2 separate regions of the Mus musculus genome follow, and region 1 is linked to region 2. Evidence: chromatin contacts called from ENCODE POLR2A ChIA-PET data. All regions are on one chromosome and are shown on one strand. Each heading gives the region's core, a stretch centred on a gene start or an enhancer-like site at or near the end of the contact. The rest is flanking DNA. Distances are from core to core; before and after follow the strand shown. Region 1 holds the start of Cnr2 (cannabinoid receptor 2 (macrophage)). Region 2 holds the start of Srsf10 (serine and arginine-rich splicing factor 10).

Evidence for each region. ChIA-PET counts read pairs that join two places held with the same protein, here RNA polymerase II (POLR2A).
Region 1: POLR2A ChIA-PET joins it to region 2 with 14 read pairs in embryonic stem cell. The contact joins the promoter of Cnr2 here to the promoter of Srsf10 in region 2. POLR2A ChIA-PET finds 5 or more read pairs at or near these places in 3 of 5 experiments (Patski and embryonic stem cell).

What each region holds. Positions count from the first base shown.
Region 1 is chr4:135,891,360-135,898,050 of GRCm38, forward strand. It overlaps Cnr2 (cannabinoid receptor 2 (macrophage)), which reads left to right and starts at 3,830. Exons shown (of 2, transcript NM_009924.4): 1 at 3,830-4,260.
Region 2 is chr4:135,854,412-135,861,550 of GRCm38, forward strand. It overlaps Srsf10 (serine and arginine-rich splicing factor 10), which reads left to right and starts at 1,660. Exons shown (of 6, transcript NM_001080387.2): 1 at 1,660-1,880; 2 at 3,894-3,998. The coding sequence starts at 1,816.

The sequences.
Region 1 (6,691 bases), core at 2,580-5,079, 39 kb after region 2:
AAACAAAAAAACCCTACAAATCCTGCTATTCCCCCCAGAAGAAATCTGTTATGAAAGACAGTCTCCATGGGAACTGATTCTGGCTGCCCAGCACTTGACCATTTGAGATATAAACCAACTTTCCTCCATTTACCTGCTTCCTAAGGACAGAGAAGTCCGGACCTCCTGGGGTTGCCGTACCTAGCCTCTCTCCACAGATTCTTGACCCAATCCTCCCACCTCCAGCCAGAAATCAGAGTCAGAGTCAGAGTCAGGGCCAGCAATCTGTTTGTCAGGTCCCTGGGTGATTCAGATGTGTGTGGAGGTTTTAAAGGTACCTTTTCTCTCCAACTTCCTCATTCCAGGAATGGGGAAATTGAGACCAGATGAAGGAAGTGACTTATCACACCAGAGAGAGCCCAGGAGGTGGTGATGGAGTAGCAGAGGGGCGGAGAGATGCCTCAGCAGTTAAGAGAGCTTGCTGCGCTTTCAGAGGACCTAAGTTGGGTTCCCAGCACCCACATGACAGCCTACAACCACCTCTAACTCCAGTTTCAGAGATTCAGAGATTCTTTACATATTCTTAAAATTTCAATCTCTTTAAAATATCCATCTCTTTTAAAATTCAAAGTCTTTTTACAATTAATAGTCTCTTAACTGTGGGCTCCACTAAAACAGTTTCTTCCTTCAAGAGGGAAAATATCAGGGCACAGTCACAATCAAAAGCAAAAGTCAATCTCCAACTGTCCAATGTCTGGGATCCAACTCACGATCTTCTGGGCTCCTCCAAGGGCTTGGGTCACTTCTCCAGCCAGGCCCTTTGTAGCACACGCGTCATCCTCTAGGCTCCAGATGTCTGTACTCCACTGCTGCTGCTGCTCTTGGTGGTCATCTCATGGTACTTGCATCTCCAAAACACTGCATGACCCCTTCAGTCCTGGGCCTTCAATTGCAACTGAGGCTGCACCTTCTGGCTTCCTCAAGTACTGCACATGGACACACACACATGGCTGAAGAGATGGCTCAGCAGTTAAGAGCACTGGCTGGTCTTCCAGAGGACCTGGCTTCAATTCCCAACACCCACATGGCAGCTCACGATTGTCTAACATCTGTTCCAGGGAATCCAACACCCTCACACAGACATACATGCAGGCAAAACACCAGTGTATATAAAAATACAAATAATAAGTTATTAAAGACAATAAACACACTTCAATAATAAAGTACATAACTTTTAAAAGAGAGAACTCAATTCTGCATACTTCTTTTCCCTGGTTCTTGTAATGTTTCCTTCCCTCCCTCCCTCATGTGTGCATGCCTCTAGCCACCATCACACACCCTGAGCCGCAGACAGAGCCAGGTGTTGGGGGACATGCCATTTCTCTTTCCCATGGCGGCTTCCTCAGAGCCAGATGTCTGGGAGTGAGAATTCTGAGCATTAGCTCCATCTTTCCCAGGTCACCCCTGCCACCTCCAGTTGCTTCTATGACTCTACACAGGTCAAGCACAGGCTGCAAGAGGGCCTCGCCTTGCCTTTCTGGCCTTTACTCTCATTTTGGAGGACCTGAACTCTCTCCCTGTTTCTTGATGGCAATTACTCTTTCTTGGGAGAGAAGCAAGAGCTGCCCTCCCCCAAAGGCTCTCCTTATCACAGCAGCCCCTCCCTGCAGCAGTAGGTCTGCTCCGAACACGTCAGATCCGGGACAAGAGCAGGGTCCTCAGCCTCCACAGTTGTGTAATGCTTAGCCGCATTAGCTGCATTCTTGGAGGCTACCCACTAGATGTCAGGAGAATACCTCCTGCTGGTGTGAAAACCAAAACCACACACACACACACACACACACACCCTGCATAGGGCTGTCTCACAAATCACCTAATTAACACCCTAACACCCTGTTAACTGTTCACTGTAACAAAAAAGGAAAAAGTTTGTTCCAGGCCTAGAGATGGAAGCTAAGGGCTGCTCACCTGCTGGGCAAGTACTCTACCACAGAGCTACATCCCTAGCCCTGAATAACTCTTAGTACATACATATCTCAAACATTTCTCTTTTTTTGTTTAAAGACTTAATTATTATATCTAAGTATATTGTAGCTGTCTTCAGACACACCAGAAGAGGGCATCAGATTTCATTACAGATGGTTGTGAGCCACCATGTAGTTGCTGGGATTTGAACTCAGGACCTTCAGAAGAGCAGTCAGTGCTCTTAACCACTGAGCCATCTCTCTAGCCCTCAAACATTTCTGCTGTATTCTCACATGCTGAATCTAGCAACATTACCCACAGCATAAAAATCTCCCTCCTGAAGAAGCCCTGATCATCCCTCCTATAGAGAAGACTTCATGTGATGGTCATAAGATTCCACTTAAACATTTTACCTAATGATAGCTGTAAAAATGTATGAGGAAGATACAATACCAGAGTATGTTCTAGAACTGGACATTAGAAACATACTTCCTAAGCCAGGTAGTGGTGGCACACACCTTTAATCCCAGCACTTGGGAGGCAGAGGCAGGCAGATTTCTCAGTTTGAGGCCAGCCTGGTCTACAGAGTGAGTTCCAGGACAGCCAGGGCTACAGAGAAACCTTGTCTTGAAATACCAAAAAGAAAAAAGAAAAAGAGAGAGAGAGAAGGAGAGAAAGAAAGAAAGAAAGAAAGAAAGAAAGAAAGAAAGAAAGAAAGAAAGAAAGACGGAAGGAAGGAAGGAAGGAAGGAAGGAAGGAAGGAAGGAAGGAAGGAAGGAAGGAAAAGGAGAAAACACACTTCCTGGGATGGGATGAGACCAATCTGCAGAGTTCTTACTCTGCAAGCATGGGGCCCTGAGGTCAATCCCCTGGAACCCAGCTTTAAAAGGGAAAGGTGATTCAGTGGTTAAGAGCACTGGCTGCTCTTCCACAGGACCCAGGTTCAATTCCCAGCACCCACATAGCTGCTTGCAATTGCCTGAAACCCCAGACCCAGGAGATCCGAAGCCTCTTCTGATCATTGAGGGCACCAGGCACACATGTGGTGTGCATACACACATGCAGGCAAAACACTCACTCACATGCCTATATGTACATGCATGCACACACATGCACACTCACATGCACACGTGCACACACGAGCATCCACAGGCACATGCACACATGCTTGTGTGCACATACCAGGCATGGTGAAGAATACTATAATCCCAACACTGGGTAGATGGAGACAGCCAGCCTAGCCTTGCGGGTGAATCCTGGGTTCCAGTGAGAGACCTTGCAGCAAAACTCAAGGTAGATCTAGGAGGATACAAGCTGGCATTCAACTGAGCCAGCAACTGGCCCCCTCCACAGTTCTTGCTATGTCTTCATAGCAAATTCCTCTGTTAGAGGTAATGCTGTGTGGAATGGTGTCTTAGCTAGGGTTTCGTTGCTATGAAGAGACACCATGACCAAGGCAACTCTTACAGCCAAGCATATTCAAACCACCACAAATAGCAAACAAGCCTAGCTTCAGGTACCTGCTTGGGTTCCTGCCTTGATGTCTCTCTCAATAAGAAACTGTCACCTGCAAGCTGAAATAAACACACACACACACACACTTTTGATTTTCTGCTTTGTGATTTTTGAGGCAGGGTCTCTATTTGTAGCCCTGAATGTCCTAGAATTTGCTATGTAGACCAAGCTGGCCTTGAACTGCCTCTGCCTCCCGAGTGCTGGAACTAAAGGTGTGTGTCATCATGCCCAGCTTCTGAACTTGCTTTTGTCACAGTCACAGAATGGAGCAGAACCAGGAGCCAGCAGCGTTCATTCATGTCATCTGCCAACACCTGCAGGCATTTGCATCTCAAAGCTCTGGGCGAGAGGGAGGAGGCATGAGGCACACACATAGCCTGGCACATGTCACAGACAAAAGGATGTAAACTTTACAGAGGTCAAGTGAGTTGCAGGACAGCATACACCCGGGGCCAGATTAGAACCCAAGTTTCTGGAGTCTAAGGTCTATGCCTATGCCCTCCCCTGGCCAGAGTTCCTAGGAAGAGAGAATTCAACCGCAGGGCAAGAACACTGTGGCACTGAGGACCCAGAGGGGAAGTGGTAACCGGTACGGAAGGCCAGATCTCCTCTCACTCACTTATCTGCACCAGACCTCCTCTCATTCACTCATCTGCGAAAGTGTGAGAGCAAGAAACCCCAGGCTGGAGCTGCAGCTCTTGGGACCTACGTGGGGGTCCCTGCTGGGTCTCCAGATCTGGATACAGAATAGCCAGGACAAGGCTCCACAAGACCCTGGGGCCCAGCGGCTGACAAATGACAGTGAGTGTAACTTCCTTTGTTGTTTTACTTCAGACTCCTCGCTCCAGAAAGCCTATGTTCTAACCTCAACTCTTCCCTAACTCTTCGCTAAGTAAAAGGGAACTGTCTGAGGCAGGGGGATGGATGTCGGACTGGGAACATGGGTCATAGCTCAAGACTGGTTCTCCTGAGATAGAATTTTCCTTGCCTTTCTTCACAGTAATAAACCCCCAAAACTTAGGTGGCCTTTTTGGGGGAGTCTATTTCTATTTACCCCTGAAACAGATAGCCACTCTAGGCCAAAGAAAATTTGCTTCCAGTCCAGCTTAGTGAATGGGACAAACTTATTGGTGTTGTCTGTAGGGACATGGGTGGCTTGGGCAATTGTATCATCAAAAAGCCTACCCCAGCATGGTGACAAGTGCTCAAAGCTAGTGACATCGCTGGTGTCCCCATTAGTTGACAGTCCACCTCCAAGCAGCAGACAGGACGGTTTGCAGGGGTGAAGCAGGAGGGAGGGATGGAGTGTTGGAACGTCAGGGGAGGGTCTAATGACCCCACACACAGGGACTGGTACAGGCACGATTTTTTGAAGGCCTCCTGTAGATAATCGAAGCTGTTGGAAAGAAAGGGCCACACAAGCCCAGGGAACAGAATTCCACGCCACACAGATCTTCTCTGTGGGTTGGGCTCTGCTCCAAGGCCCTTTCAAGGTTTCCTTTATTGGCTGCTCACAAGTCAACCTCTGTGGTTAAATGCTACCCTACCCCACACTCGGCAGAGGGAGGCTGCGTGCTACTCCCCTGAAGTCCCAGGGGCATCTCTTGAGAATATTGGCTTGAATATGAGTATTTTGGCGTCCTGGTCTACTCTACTGGGCCATCCATAGCAGGTGGGGGTTTGAAAAGGACTCCAGAAGACTAAAGCCTTGGGACTCACCTGGGCAATCTGAAGCCTGTGGGGTTTTGTTTGTTTGTTTGTTGTTTGGTTTTGGTTTTTCAAGACAGGGTCTCTCTGTGTAGTCCTAGCTGTCCTGGCACTCACTTTGTAGACCAGGCTGGCCTCGAACTCAGAAATCCGCCTGCTTCTGCCTCCCGAGTGCTGGGATTAAAGGCGTGTGCCTCCACGCTCGGCTTGAAGCCTGTGTTTTATAGAAGGAAAAAAAATTGAGGTGCAGTGAAATGATTGGCTGTCAGATACGACGACAGGTACTAGACTGTGAGACCCGGGCTCTGCTTCCTTGGAAGTCACTCTTATTGAGGGAAGACAGATGTCAAGGTGGGAGTCCTGGGGCGGAGGCTCCTGTTTAATCCTAACTCTTAACATTCTATGGCTTGGCACAAATAACTCCACTTCTCTGGCCCTCAGCTTTTCCTTCTGGGGCAGCGCAGGTCTGAGAACGCCACCCTCAGGCTTGTGGTCAGGGCTCAGCCAGGTGACACTGGTTAGGGAGAGACAACGGCACTGGGGCTCCGTGAATAGCTTTGGTGGAGAGTTTGGCCTTGTCCCCTCTGCCCATGCTGTGGACTAGAAATATGAAAAGGAGGTACCACTTCCTTCCCTAGGATAGAAATCGGTCTCAAGAGAGATGTGCCATGGTCATGAAAGCCAGGACTGGGCAGAAGAAGGGCTCATGACAGACTCAGGAAGTCTGGGGGCGGGGGGAGGGGGGAGGGGGACATGGCCTCAGTTCTGCAGTTGCTTGTGGCTCAAGGGAGCTTGCTCCCTAATCTGTGTGGTCCCATGCGTGTGACTCCCCACCTGTGAAGCAACCCTTCCTCTCTCCTCAGTTAAACTGCCAAAATGGCTGCCTCCCCATCTCACTGTTCCCTGTTTTATTTATTTGTGTGTGTGAGAGAGGGTGCATGCCCCTGTGTGGGTAAGCTTGTGGAAGTGAGACAGGTTGACATTGATGTCTTCTTCAGTTGCTCTCCATGTTGTTTCTTGAGACAATTTCTCTCTGAACCTGAAGCTCACTCAGTCAGCAGGTCTGGCTGGCCAGAGAGTCATGTCTCCCCTTGGCTGTGCTGGGATTACAGGCGCATTATCATACCAACTTTTTTCCTGTGGGCCCTGGGGACTCCACAGAAGGTCCTGTGCTTCCATAGCAGGCTTTTAAACAGCTGAGCTGTGTCCTCAACTCTTCTGCCCCCGTTACTCTGACTGCGTGTTCTAAGGGTGCCCGAACCTTGTATTGATTCTGATGGAATCCAATAGAACTCTGAGCATCACCCTGCCAAGCCAGTGGGAGTAGCCTCACAGGTCACATAGAGAGCTTCACTAATACTCTGACACCAACAAAAGATACATTTGGTCCTTAGGTCGGCGTTTCCCTGCTGGGTCTGGCCTCACCATTTTGCTGGAATAGCTGTAGTCCCAGATTCATTGTCAAGACTTAAAACACCTATCTCGCTGGGCAGTGGTGGCGTACTCCTTTAATCCTAGCACTTGG
Region 2 (7,139 bases), core at 410-2,909:
GTCAGAAGAGGGTGCTGGATCCCCTAGAGATGGAGTTGCAGGCGGCTGTGAGCCACCTACATTGGAACTGAACTCAGGTCCGTGCTCTGGAAGAGCAGCGCGTGCTCTTAACCGCTGAGCCACCTCTCTAGTCGCTTTCGAACAAAAAGATTTGCAGCAACTTATTCCCCCACCCAGATGACCAAATTATAATTTAAATCAATTATACCATCTTGCAATAAAGCAAAGATTCAAACAAAATACTGAAGACGCATTCCCAGCGGGCAGTACTTTCCTGAAGGCCTTCGGTACAGCCTCCTTCACACCACTCCTTTGGCAGAGCTGCTGTTTGGTAAATTGCACAACGTGCCCAAAAGCCTGGTGGTCAAGGGGTGTTGGACTTCTTGCTTTTCTTCTTGGTCATACTCTCATTCTCTCCGCAGTCCTCATGTTTACCAGAGACTGTGTGATGTATGTGAGGGAAGTGATGTGTGCATCTTCTCACTCATAAGTTTGAACTCCGTAGATATTAACGCATATAAGCCATATTTAAAAACAGGGCGCTGGGCAGTGGTGGCGCACGCCTTTGATCCCAGCACTTGGGAGGCACAGGCAGGTGGATTTCTGAGTTCGAGGCCAGCCTGGTCTACAAAGTGAGTTCCAGGACAGCCAGGGCTGTACAGAGAAACCCTGTCTCGAAAAGCAAGCAAACAAACAAACAAACAAAAAACCACACACACAAAAACAATAATAAAAATCTAAGTGTATTGCCCACTTGTGTATGGGTGCCCTAGGAGGCCAAAGAGGGAACTAGTAACAAAGCACTGAGCCCGCTCCCTCAACGTGGGGAATAGAGGGGAGGAGGCGCTAGAGAGAGGGAGGGGAGGGAGAAGAGAGGAGAAAAAAGGAGAGGGAGAAAAGCAAACCAGCTAGCCAAGGTTTTTTTGTAGCTGGGGAGTCCCATGATGAGGACTGAAAGTTGGAGGGGGACTGGAGCAAGAGGGGGACGATGGGCCGGGGTGAGTGGGCAGTGTCTGTCTTAGGGTGCAGGCAGGTCTGTGGGAAGAAACTTGGCTAGCAAATCCAAGGACCTAGATTGGATCCCCAGAAAACAACAAAGAGACAAACACCACCTCTTCAAGGCTGGAAAAGGGGTTCAGGCACCTTGCATGTGAGCAACAGAGACAAGGACAGCAGGGCCCGGGTCTCACGGGGAGGGAATTGCGTGCCTAGGTGACGCGGATGTGCAGCAAAGGCAGAGAGTTGCACGCACGGCACGCCGAAAGCTCTGCCCCTCCCCCAAACCCCACAAAGAATCTCTAAGTTCCTCTCTCTGGCCAGAGATCTGATAAGAAGCCCAGGCGCAACTCCGAACAGCGGATTCCGGAGCAGCCTCTAGCTGGCTCCGAGGCTCCCGAGCCCGGTCATGGTAGTTTAACCCGAGCGCTCGCCGAGAGGAGGAGGGATGGCGGGCTCGGCCGGGCGGGAAAGGGCGGGAAAGCGCAGCGCTAAAGAAAGAAAGAGGGGGAGGGGAGGAGCCCGCGCCTGGAGCCAATGAACGGCAGCGAGGCCGCGGTGCGCGCGTCAGGCCGGCGGCGCGCGCACGCCCAGAGATCTCGCGGGAAAAAGCCGTTGTCCCCCTCCGCCGGTGCTGCGGGGCGGGAGGTGGGAGGGGGCCTGGAGGCGGGAGCCAAGTCTCGCGAGAAGAGGCAGTTGCCGTAGCGGAGCCCTCTGGGTCTGTGCGAGTGTGGTGTGAGTGGATGTGAGCCGCCGCCGGAGCTGCGGACGGTTTGCCCGAGCCCGTTAGCGCCGCCGGCCCAGAGTCCCGCCGCCACCATGTCCCGATACCTGCGCCCCCCTAACACGTCTCTGTTCGTCAGGAACGTGGCGGACGACACCAGGTGAGCGCACCGGAGCAGCTACTGCGCGGGGGAGGGAGGCCGCGGGCGCCCGGCGAGCGGCGGCCGTGGCGCGGGGGAGGGGCGGGGCGAAGATGGCGGGGCCCGCGCCGGCTCTAGGCCGCGCCGCCGGCCTGCAGGAGCAAGGGCGGACACCGGGCCGAGCGCTGGCGAGCGAGCAGGCGTGAGGGCCGCGTGGCGGGCATTCGGGGGCCCCGTCCTCCCCCGCGTGCTCGGCGGCTGGGCCGAGCCGGCGGGCCGGACGTGTGTGTCCCTCATGGATCCGACGTCCACGTTCCATGAGGTGCACGCCCCCCTCGGCCTGAAAGGGATTTTTGTTGTTGAAAACGGGAAAAGGGTTGCCAGGCGGGGCGGCCCAGGCCAGCACTCGGGGAAGCCGAGGCGGGAGGATCGGCGCGAGTCGGAGGTCAGCTCGGGCTACGAAGTCAGAAGATGGAAAAGATGCGAGTGGGATAACGGGATAGCGGAGGGGAGGGTTTGCAGCTCCATCTCCCCCATCTGTGTGGATGGTGATGAGTGGATTCGAGATTGCTGTGGGGGAGAGGAGTCGTGGAGATTGGGGCGAGTGTAACAATTTTTCGGTTAAATGGAGTGATCCACGTGTTTTCGCGGAAATCTCTTTGAAAACGAGGTGCTGGAGAGACCGCTCCCGTTAGGGACCTTCGTGATTAACTTGGGTGAACGGAGGCGGTACTTTTAATAAAAGTCCGCCTTGTCTCCGGGCGTAGCCCCAGCACTCAGAAGACGGGTCTGGGAGTTCGAGTCTCGCCTGGTAAAGGGCTTTGTTTTCACAGCTTGTCCTTTGCTTTGAATTGCCTTCGGAATTTTTCAGAAGAGATTTTTATCACAGGATTACTCTTCGTGTTCGTACAAAATAAACTCCGAAGAAAAACTGAGGTTTTGGGTTTTTCTTGTTTTGTGGAGTTTTGTATCCTCTTTGTCATTACGCATAAAACAAAAGTGGTTAATTAACGACTTAAAAATTTTTCCATTTTGTCGTTTTAATACTTAAGTATGAAGTATGTAGATACTGTGATGGTTTTATTTCAGATTTTTAATGGCTGACCCTGTTGAACAATTTTAGCGTAAGCGGGGATGTGATGGGAATGCTTAATGCTGGAAATTGGGTTCCAAACCAACTTGACTAGAATGAGACCTGCCTTAAAACAAATATACAATACTTTTCAGAATGCTAGAATATTTGATGATTGTTTTTGCCATTTATTCGTTTTTTTTTAAAGACAGTTTCTTTGTAGCCTTGGCTGACCTGGAACTTGCTCTGTAGACAGGTTAGCAAAAATCCTCCTGCCTTTGCCTCCCAGAGTGCTGAGAATAAAGGTGTTCACCACCAGCAGCAGTCTTTCAGTTTTTAAAAAAGTTGAAGACATGCCCTTTATGAACAGTGAAGACCCGGGTTTGTTTGTTTTGGTTTTTCGAGACAGTTTCTCTGTAGCCCTGGCTGTCAAGGACTCACTTTGTAGACCAGGCTGGCCTCGAACTCAGAAATCCCCGTGCCTCTGCCTCTGAAGTGCTGGGATCAAAGGCGTGCGCTTTTTTTTTTTTTTTTTTTTTTTTTTTGGCAGGGTCTCACTGACCCTGATTTATCTGGAACTCCCAGATCCCTCTACCTCTGATTTCACAGTGGTGGATTTAAAGTTGAGCTGCCTTTGTATGGTGTAATCCCCATCCCGAGATGCATTGTTTATCTTTGGATTTTCAGAACAGAGTTTCTCCATGTAACTAACCCTAGGTGTCCTGGAACTTCCTCTGTAGACCAGGCTAGCTTTAGACTCTGCCTCTTGAGTCCTGGAATTTTTAAGGTGTGTGCCACCTTGTAGCTCAGAAAGCTTGTTGGCAAAGGCAGGGGTATAAGGATCCATGGGTTATATGCTATTATCAACCACAATCCTTATATTCCTTAAGGTGATGTTGAAAAATGTGAACATGTTCAGGAATGTGAGCATAAAAAGTTTGAGTTTTTTCATGATGTTTTAGGTCTGAAGATTTACGTCGGGAATTTGGTCGTTATGGTCCAATAGTAGATGTTTATGTCCCACTTGATTTCTACACTCGGCGTCCAAGAGGATTTGCATATGTTCAATATCCTTTCTTCAGATGGATGATTAGTGAGGGGTGTTGAAGTTTGAAATTCAAGTTTTTATGTAAGTGGTAACATAAAAAATAGTCTTTTTGTCTTCTAATGTCTTATGTCTTCAAATCTTTTAAAATTTCCTGATTCATTGCTCTTATTTCTTAGTTAATCCAAAAATAAACCTTTAAATTCCCATCCTTGCTGCTGAAACTCAAATCAGTGATTATAATATGTAATTTTTTAAAAAATTTGAATACAATGGTTGCTACCATCTTTGCTATAAGTCAAATTAAAAGTTAATATGTTCTTGTTCTTAGCAATTAAAGTTTAGTAATCTTGTTTGTTATTTTGAATCACTTGATCGAAAACAAATTGTATAACAATGAGGTAAACTTCTTTAATATTGTCCCCTAATTTGCTGTCCTCTGTTGTTACCTCAGAATGTAAAGCTGTACAGTTATGGAGACCCCAAAGAGAAAGCATGAAAGAACTTTTAGAGTAGAGTTCAACACTTAAGGCAAGTAGACAAGCCAAAGACCTCTTAAGGATCAGGCTTGAAGAGAAGGGAGAGTTTGGGAAAAGAAAAAATAAAGAAAAGCTGGAAGAAGGACAAGCCTAATGGGAGACAAAGCCTCGATTTATCCACAAAGGGGGAAAAGGTTGTTTTTCAAAGTTAAAGATAAAGCCATCTGTCATATTTGACCAAGCATCTCATGACAAGTCCTTCTGACAAGCACTAAAAGAGTTAAAGGTCAAGATGAAGTTGAATGATGGCCAAGATTAAAGGAGTCATACCTGATGTATCCTACAGAATAACTACTTTCTTTTTTATTATTTTTTATTTTATTTTGCAAGCAGTTAATTTTCATAATTATGCCGGTTTGGTCTAGTGACAAAACCTGTAACTTGAGTTTGTGTGGGCCTTTGAGATTGTGATTGTGGTCTTGTATGAGTGTATTTTCTCCTAGCTTATCAAGTTAAAGTTATAGCAAAATAAAACATTGTTAAGTTTAAATTCCGCATAATTTGATTTTAGACCTGTTCATCAGAGGCTCTTGTAATATGAGGTACTAAAATCCCAGTCACAGAGCCCTGTGTAAGGGAGAGGCAGGTGCATGCACTTAGAGAGACAGCTGGATGGTCTAGGGTAGAGCCACTAAAAATAAGTAGCAATAGGTCTTTTTGGTTTGTTCTTGTCTTTTTTTTTTCTTTTCCTAAGTGGCTGCTGGTTCTGTGAATCCTGCTGTCCCTGCATGGCTTGGCACAGGCAGAATATCAGTTAGCTCTGCATGGACTGCAGAAGGCCACCTTCATGATATGGGTCCTAATCATGGTGTATGGGAAATGAGCCTTGATCCTGAGGTTCAGGAGATTGTGTTTCTGACCTGTAAGGTCATTTCCTTGTCCAAGGAAGTGGAGAGAGGAGGTGTCTAAAGCTGAATTTCAACCCAGGAAACTTTTCCTATTCCTTAAATTCGTTTTCTTGAAACTCTGACCTTATAAATTCCTAGTAAAGCTGAGAGGGAAAAACCTAACGCTGCTCACTCATGTGGGGCCTGTGGGTGGTCAGGAGAACCTTGGGGATTCGTTGTGAAACTTAAAGGATAATGCCTTATCTGGCTTCATAAATGCATTGATCAGTCTGGTTTATAATGTTCGGGATTTGTATGGTGTGAGGTGGCCTGGGAACAGTGTCAGCAGTAGTTTTCCTCAAGAGTATGCTGTATTTGAACAGTAATGGGTTACACAAGGAGTCCAGAGTAGTAAGTAAACAGGAGTAAGTTAACAGGTTTGCCAGTTTAATATTTTGGGAACACAAAGATTTCTTGGTGACCAGTACCTGGCTTCGCTTAATGCTACTGTGTCTTCCAAGACTTCCTGGTTTTGCCTTCTCTCCTTATCCTTGGCTTAAGAGGTGGGTGAATTGCAGCTCCTTGTCCTCTAGGCCAAGATTCTGTTTTTAAGGATAGTACCCAAGAATGCTCTGCTCACATTCATAATCTTTGCAGCTCTTAATGTGAGTCATTCTGAAACTATACTGTCTCTTGGTGTAACAAAGTAGTACAGTATACATCAAGTGAACTGATTCCTGTTAGTTTAGTACCTAAGTACAGTTAACCTTGAGGGATGTTTATAACTATCAGCCATTTTACAAAAGTTGAAAGCACAGTTATTTGAGACTTTGCAAAAATCTCTCCTGTTTAACTTATATTTAGTGGCCTCAGAGAGAGATCTTGAGGCCTATGGCCCTTAATTATGTTTGGACAGAAAGTGGAAGTCTAGTGATAGGCTGAGACAGACTGTTTATATCTAAGGAACAAATATGTCAGCCTTGAAGTTAATGTGTCACTTTGGGAGTATTTTCTTAATTGGTGCTCCAAATATGCATTTCCAGTCATCTGAGACACTGAACTGGATGTGCTTAGAGTGATGATTTTAGGATGTAGTAAAAATCCGTTTTCCAAAAGTCAATTCTTTTTGGTCATGGTCTTAAGTGTACTTGTCTCCCATTTGAATGATGCTTTTAGAAAAGATGTGCTTAGACAAAATAACGGTCAACTTAGGGGTTCTGTTGCAGGCATGGGGGAGAGCTACAAGGCAGCTTAGTTTCTCAGATGAAAATTGAGTGCCAACAGTTTTTCTATTTAATGCGGGTAAATACTGCCATGACTCAAATGGGAAACCAGCCGACATATTATTTTGCAGGAAGCTGCATACTTAGTGTCATAGTTAGGCCTTTTTAAGCTAGGAGTCCTTTTGCCACTTCTTGATAGTGTGCTTCTACAGTCTGCATGGATGTCATGTGCATTTGGCATAGTGACTGAGTGTATTGCTTGATTCTGACTTTATGCCTATAAATGACTAGCATGCCTATCTTGTGTGGTGCAAGGAAGACAACTACATGAAATAATATTGCCTGTATCTGAAGTTTTAAGTTAATGCTTTCTTTTCTTGTAAAGCATACTTTGCTTGCTTATTTAAGAATTACTGGCATTTTTTTTTTAATTTGAAATAATATGAAAATCGTAATTTGGTTTTATTGTAAGAAATTTTTTTGGTATCCAACAGATTTGACTGATTGTTTTTCTATTTTATCAAGTTAATTCTTAGTACATGGGGAAGTTTTTTATAGTGTACCTGGTAGTTCA